Regions from separate parts of the Homo sapiens genome. Here region 2 is linked to region 1. Evidence: chromatin loops called from intact Hi-C (ENCODE). Cell type or tissue: HCT116. All regions are shown on one strand. Links, peaks and the distances in the headings refer to the core of each region. The heading gives the core; the rest is flanking DNA.

Region 1 (2,913 bases), core at 262-2,761:
CAATCACTGATTCACAAACTAGAGTGCTTATTCTGCGTCCAACGGAATTCCAAATGCTCAACCCTCGATCCTCACAGCAGCCTTATGAGGTAGGGATTATTATCATAGTCAACTCATAAACGAAGAAACCGAGGCACAGAGAGGTTGTGGGACTTGCCCAAAGTCACACAGCTAGTAAGTGGAAAAGCCAGGATGTACAGCCTGGCTCTGGAGCAAGTGCTCCCTTCATACCACAGGAGCCAGGAGCTCCGGGCGCCTCCCGCCTCGGCCCTGTATGGAGGACTGGACAATACTCTCTAAAGCCCCCAAAACCTCGGAAGAGGAAATGGGCTAGGGGAGGGAGGGCGGCTTGCCTGTGGACACACAGCTGTGTGAGCCGAGGCCTTGTGGAAACCGGGGCATCTGTGCCAGCCCCAGACCACCAGGACACCCTCTCCAGAACTGCTCACCTCCCAGAGACCCTACGGTCCCCTCTCCAGGGGGCCACTGGTCCCTGGGGGCCACACACATACTCTTGCTTAGGACCCGGAGACCTGGGCTTGAGTCCTGACTCTGTTCTTGAAGGGCTGCACAGCCCTGCAGAAAGCCACCTGCCTCTCAGCCTCCCAGGCCCAGGGTAGTTAAGCTGTTTCACGGAGCCTGGGAGGAGACATAGGGCATGGGGGCCGAAGGGCCCTTTATGGCGATGGTTCCTCTGTGTGGCCAAAAGCCTCAGTGCGGGGATCAGGGGCAGGCAGGGACCCAGTGTGGAAACAGGCTCAGAGCAGTGAAGCCGCTCATCCAGGGTCATGCCAGGTGGGGAACTAGCCTGGGAGACCTCATGACCCGCCCTCCCACAGGGAGACAGGAAGCAGCTGCCCAACCCCCCTCCCCCTCCCCCAGCTTGACCCATCAGGGCCAACGTCAAGACTGGCAGGTCGCAGGTGCCCAAATGCGGGCTGTGGGGTGATCTGCTTGGGCCCAACAGTGGCTGCCCCTGCCCATCCCGTCTTGCCCAGAGGGAGCAGGTAGCATGGCAGCGCTGTAGCACCCTCTACACGCAGTCCCTGGGCGCAGACCCACCCAGGCCCGGCCCACACGGCACGGTATTGATCCACCGGTTCTCACACCTCTCCTAGAAGGGGGATGCTGCCCTGCCAAGCCCCATCCAACCAATGAGGAAACTGAGGCACTCTTTGTTAAGGGATTGCTGGGGTCACACAGCTCCCAGCTGTCATTTGCACACTTTTCAGGAAGGGACCTCGCCCCCCGCCCTGGGCAGCCCAGCCTGGTGGCTCTGCCTCAGCTTCCCCAGCCACTCCTCCAGGCCAGGGTGAGAGTGGGAGGGGGTGCGGGACAGCAGGAAGCCGGGGCCACACGGTGCTGGCTGCAAGGAGCCAGCCGAGGCAGAAGGACGTCCGGACCCCCACCCCCACCTAGCCCGGGTGGGCGCAGCTGAGGCCTTGGAGTCTCGCCGCGTGAGAAAGCTGTCCTGCGGCGCCACCTATTGGCAGAAATGCGCCCGGCCCCGCGGATGTGCTGATAACTCCGCGGGAGGCTGGGGCAGCGCCTGGCCTGCCGTCCCGCCCGTGCCCGGCTGGGCTGCGGACGCTGCAGGGGTCCACCTGGCACGTTGGCAGAAAACTCCTCCACCCGGGGGACCGTGGGCTGATTCAGCCTAGATCGGGAGGAGGACAGAGCTTGGTCCTTTGCCCTCCTGAGAGGCTGACTCGCTGCACATCCCACGACCTCCTGGGCCTCAACCCAGCGGCTCACTGGCGTCCCAAACTCAGCTCTCATCCACTCATTTCGTGCGTTTCTGAACTCTTACCGTATGCCAAGCACTGTTCCAGGCGCTAGGGATATAACAATGAACAAAACAAAGATCCCTGCCTTGCGGAGCTTACAGTGGGGTATGGGCGGGGAAACAGACAATACGCAATACACATAATAAGTAAGACAACAATCCGGCTATGTTAGAAGCAGGAAGGAGGCATATGTCTGAACAGTCACTGGGTTCCAGGCCCCACACTCCCCTTAGGACAAAATCATGGAGTCTGAGGCCTTTGCGACCCTCCAGCCCAGCATGGCATCCTGAAGGGCCACTCGTGTGTCACAGGGGATAGGTCCTCGCTACAGCGGTCTCCGCCTAGAACAATCCCCGCTGCCCATACATGGTCAGCTCCTCCTCACCCTCCAGGGGCCTACCTGACCCCATGGCTTGACAGGCCCCACCCAGCACCACAGCACTGCTCTCCCTGGTGGCTGGGACAGGAGCGCCCCCACAAATCCTGCGGCCAGGCTGCCAGTCTTAACTCCCACCCCTGACTCCACCCGTGTGACCTTCGCCTCTCTGTGTTTGTTTCCTCGTCTGTAAAATGCAAAAGACAATTCCTACCTGGAAGGGTAGGGGGGATAAACAAGTTAACAAATGTAAAGCACGTAGAACAGCACAAATGCTTGAGTTTGTGTTGGTTGTTATTATTACTCTCTAGCCGATGGAGCTTAAACGGTGTGGTCTATCCCGGAGGACGAACTCCAGGTCCCACACTCTGTGGTGTCAAGTACACAGAAGGCCCTCAGAACCCGGCTGAGTGAACCCAGTGGTCCCTTCTGATTCACCGTTCACTTATTGCGTGTCTTCTCCATGCCAGGTGCTGGGCTGCCAGCTGCAGATGGAGCAGCGAACAAGCCCAGGGCTCCTCCCCCAGGTAAGCAGTGTCACTTCTAGGCCAGAGGGGCTCAAATGTTTTGGTCTAAGAAGCTTCTTACATTTAAAACTTCAGAATCCCCTCACTCCTGTAATCCCAGCACTTTGGGAGGCTGAGGTGGGCGGATCACTTGAGGTCCGGAGTTCAAGACCAGCCTGGCCAACATGGCAAAACCCCGTCTCTACTAAAAATTTTTTAAAAAGAAAATTAGCCGGCCGTGGTG
Region 2 (2,913 bases), core at 330-2,829, 270 kb before region 1:
ATTCATTAACCACCACCACACATCCTGAAAGTAAGAAAACAAAAAACAAAAAACAGAAAATGGATACCACGGCATCCCTGTGGCTTACTATGATTATCATGCCTAGCTTGTCTCCAAGAGTTAAGCACTGCTATTTGCTTTTACTGCTCCAGGACCCCAGTATTCCCAGTGAGATCAGGAAACCCAATTCCATTGCACCATCCCTGTTATCCCTGGTCATCTCAGCCTACAGATGACAACCACTACAGAGCTCTTCAGAGATGCTGGTGCCCCATCAAAGTATGCTTTTTAAATGCCTTAGTGAACAGAGTGTCCTCCAAGGCAATTAAAAGGTGGCTGAGCAAATTGTATGTAATAGATCCATCCCGACAGTCCCATCTCATGGAGCTTTTAAGCTCCCTCTCCAGTGTGCCAGAGAAGTGCCCTTTTTCTGAGTCCTACACACATGGCACATTCTCACGCTCTCATTCTTTTCACATCCTGTTGAGATGTTACAGTCTCAGGGAGGCTTTCCTGGACATTTTATTCAAAATCAACACCTTCCCACTGCCAGTGGTGCTCCTCCCTCTTCTCTGCTCATTCACTCTATAGCACTTATCAGCATCTGACTTACTGTGTAACTATGTGTTTGTCTGATTTAGGAAGGAGTAGTGTGACCCAGGAGTCCCCAGACCACTCTCTGATATCCTAGTGAATCTGCCACTAGCACAGCACTGACTTTGGCCTGTGTTCTTTGGCTGCTTCTAGGTATATAGGCTGCTTTTCAAGCCATTGCATACAGTTTTTGTGTGTTGTTCATAAATTGGATGCATTTACAATGTCCTCCATTTTGGGGAAAGTTGCTGCCTGCCTTCACATTTCCTTAAAAGTGTCTTTATATCAATCATCAGAGCATTGCAAAGTGTGCCTCAAATTATAGAACTGACTGTAGAAATTCGAGAGGGTATCAACATAGTAACTGTGTATTATGTGGTTGACATTAAGACATCCAATTAAAACCTTTTTAAACTTAATTCCCCCCTCTTTTTTACTTTAAAAATATGGGAAAGCATGATTCATGCATGAAAAACAGATAAATGAGACTACTAAAGGCTTTCATTGATAAGAATGAATAAATAAAACAAAGCCACACTTGCAGTAGAAGTCAATTAAAAGACCAGAAGGGTGGTAAGTACATTTAAACATGCCATTCTTTATCTGCAGTGGCCAACTTTTTTCATTATTGTGATAATTAAAAGAATATTAAGAGACACTGACTTTTGAACTATTTATGAATTTTAGGTCAAGAAGCCATCCAACCTAAACTTTTTCCCATTACTAATGAGTGTATGTATTATAACAATGTCATACAACCCCTTTGACAGTTCAAATTAGGAGAACGAAGACTAATCTAAACTGAGAGATTCTTGATTAAAATGACCATGACCTCTCAAGTGTGGAAGTTCCAAGTTGACTTTTTATTAGAATGAAACAGCTGTATGTTTCTTTCAAAGGGTAAGTTATTCATCCCACAGAAATTTACTAAATGCCTACTGTGTACTAAGCACTGTGCTAACTGCTAGGTAGTCAATGGTGAACAAGTTCCTGCCTTTATGCAGCTTCCAGTCTAGTGGCTTAACAGACCTAATCAAACAAATGAGGTATCAGGATAGGGAGAGGACACGAACATGTACAGGAGGGCACCTAACCCTGCCTTAGGACAGCAGGGGGCGCTTTCTGGAGAAAGTGATGTCCAAGCTGGAATGAGAGGGATGGGTGATGATAGTAGCAGTAGCCAACACTCATGTTGTGTGTGCTGGGTGTACTTTTAAATGGTCGAGCTCATTTAATCTTCATAACAATCTTATGAGACAGATGAAGAAAGTCCACAAAGAGATTTTTAAAAATTTGCCCTCAGTCACAGAACTAGGAAGTGGCAAAGTCAGCATTTAGACCAAGCTGCTGGTGTAACCCCAGAGCCTACGCTGATGTGTTTCAAACCTTTTGACTGTGACCCACAGTCAGAAATGCCTTTTATGTCATGACCCAGTATATATATACACACACACACACACACACACACACGTACGTATATATATATACACACACACACCCCTAAAACAAGAGTTTCACAGTTTCACAAAACAATGTTTATTGACAGTGTACTCTGATCTATCTTAGTCATTTTACTTTTTAAAAAAATTTAGATGTGACCCACAAAATTTATTTCACTACCCACTAATTGGTCACAACCCACATTTTGAAAAACAGTTCACTGCACTATTTTGCCTACTACGCAGAATGAGCCAAACCAAGTGAGGAGAGAAGAGAATCTCAGGCAGCATGAACAATGTGAGAGGCTGGGGTGGGAGGAACAGGAGGAGTGGGCAAGAGAGACTTGGCCAGTTGGGAGAATGGAAGGAAGTTTAGCAGAGCCTCAGGATGAGGTGGATGGCAGGAGAGGCCTTGAAGAGGTGAGCAAGGTCTTATATGTAAAGGTGACCATATTGCTTCCCGGCCTTTGGGCTAAGATCAGGTGTAGAAGAGGTGGCCATATGTTTATTGTTCAGTCAGGCCACTTTAGAGAGTGAAAGTGAAAAATTATGCCAGGGTAACAGATGTAAACCTGGAGCTTCCCTGGCAAAGTGGCACGTAGGATAAGCCATGTTGAGGAGTTTTTATTGCGTCTGAAAAACAATGGGGAGCCTTTGATGTGTTTTAAGCAAGGACATGATACAGCCAGATCCTTGCTGTAGGAAGATGACTGTGAATGCATTGTAAAGAAAGGACTGGAGGTGAGCAAGTTAGGGAAGCAATCAGGGGTCAAAACAGAATTAGAGACTTAGGACATTCCTAAAATGAAGCTCTGATCAGTCACAATTCTGAGAAGCTCCCTTAGGATAAAGTTCTAACAACTTAGTGTGGCAGGTAAGC

What was found. Hi-C counts contacts between places; a loop is a spot of excess contacts. Peaks named below come from ENCODE experiments on the same cell type or tissue, not always from the same donor. Only the 100,000 strongest peaks of a DNase experiment are listed, where the experiment ranks them.
Region 2: it touches region 1 in a loop (16-fold over the local background); 7 of 110 quality-filtered maps call a loop at or near these places.

The regions. Positions count from the first base shown.
Region 1 is chr22:39,533,529-39,536,441 of GRCh38, reverse strand. No RefSeq gene overlaps it. Among named protein-coding and RNA genes, the nearest start is that of RPS19BP1, 2.2 kb to the right of the region's middle. RefSeq lists silencers at 1,339-1,428, 1,489-1,538, 1,404-1,698. In HCT116, for the core only: a CTCF peak has its summit at 1,481 (motif pointing left); a DNase peak (open chromatin) is centred at 1,480; H3K4me3 peaks cover 743 bases; H3K27ac peaks cover 1,281 bases.
Region 2 is chr22:39,807,040-39,809,952 of GRCh38, reverse strand. All of the region lies in intron 5 of ENTHD1 (ENTH domain containing 1), which reads left to right. Among named protein-coding and RNA genes, the nearest start is that of ENTHD1, 85 kb to the left of the region's middle. In HCT116, for the core only: a CTCF peak has its summit at 1,704 (motif pointing right); a DNase peak (open chromatin) is centred at 1,702; H3K27me3 peaks cover 1,065 bases.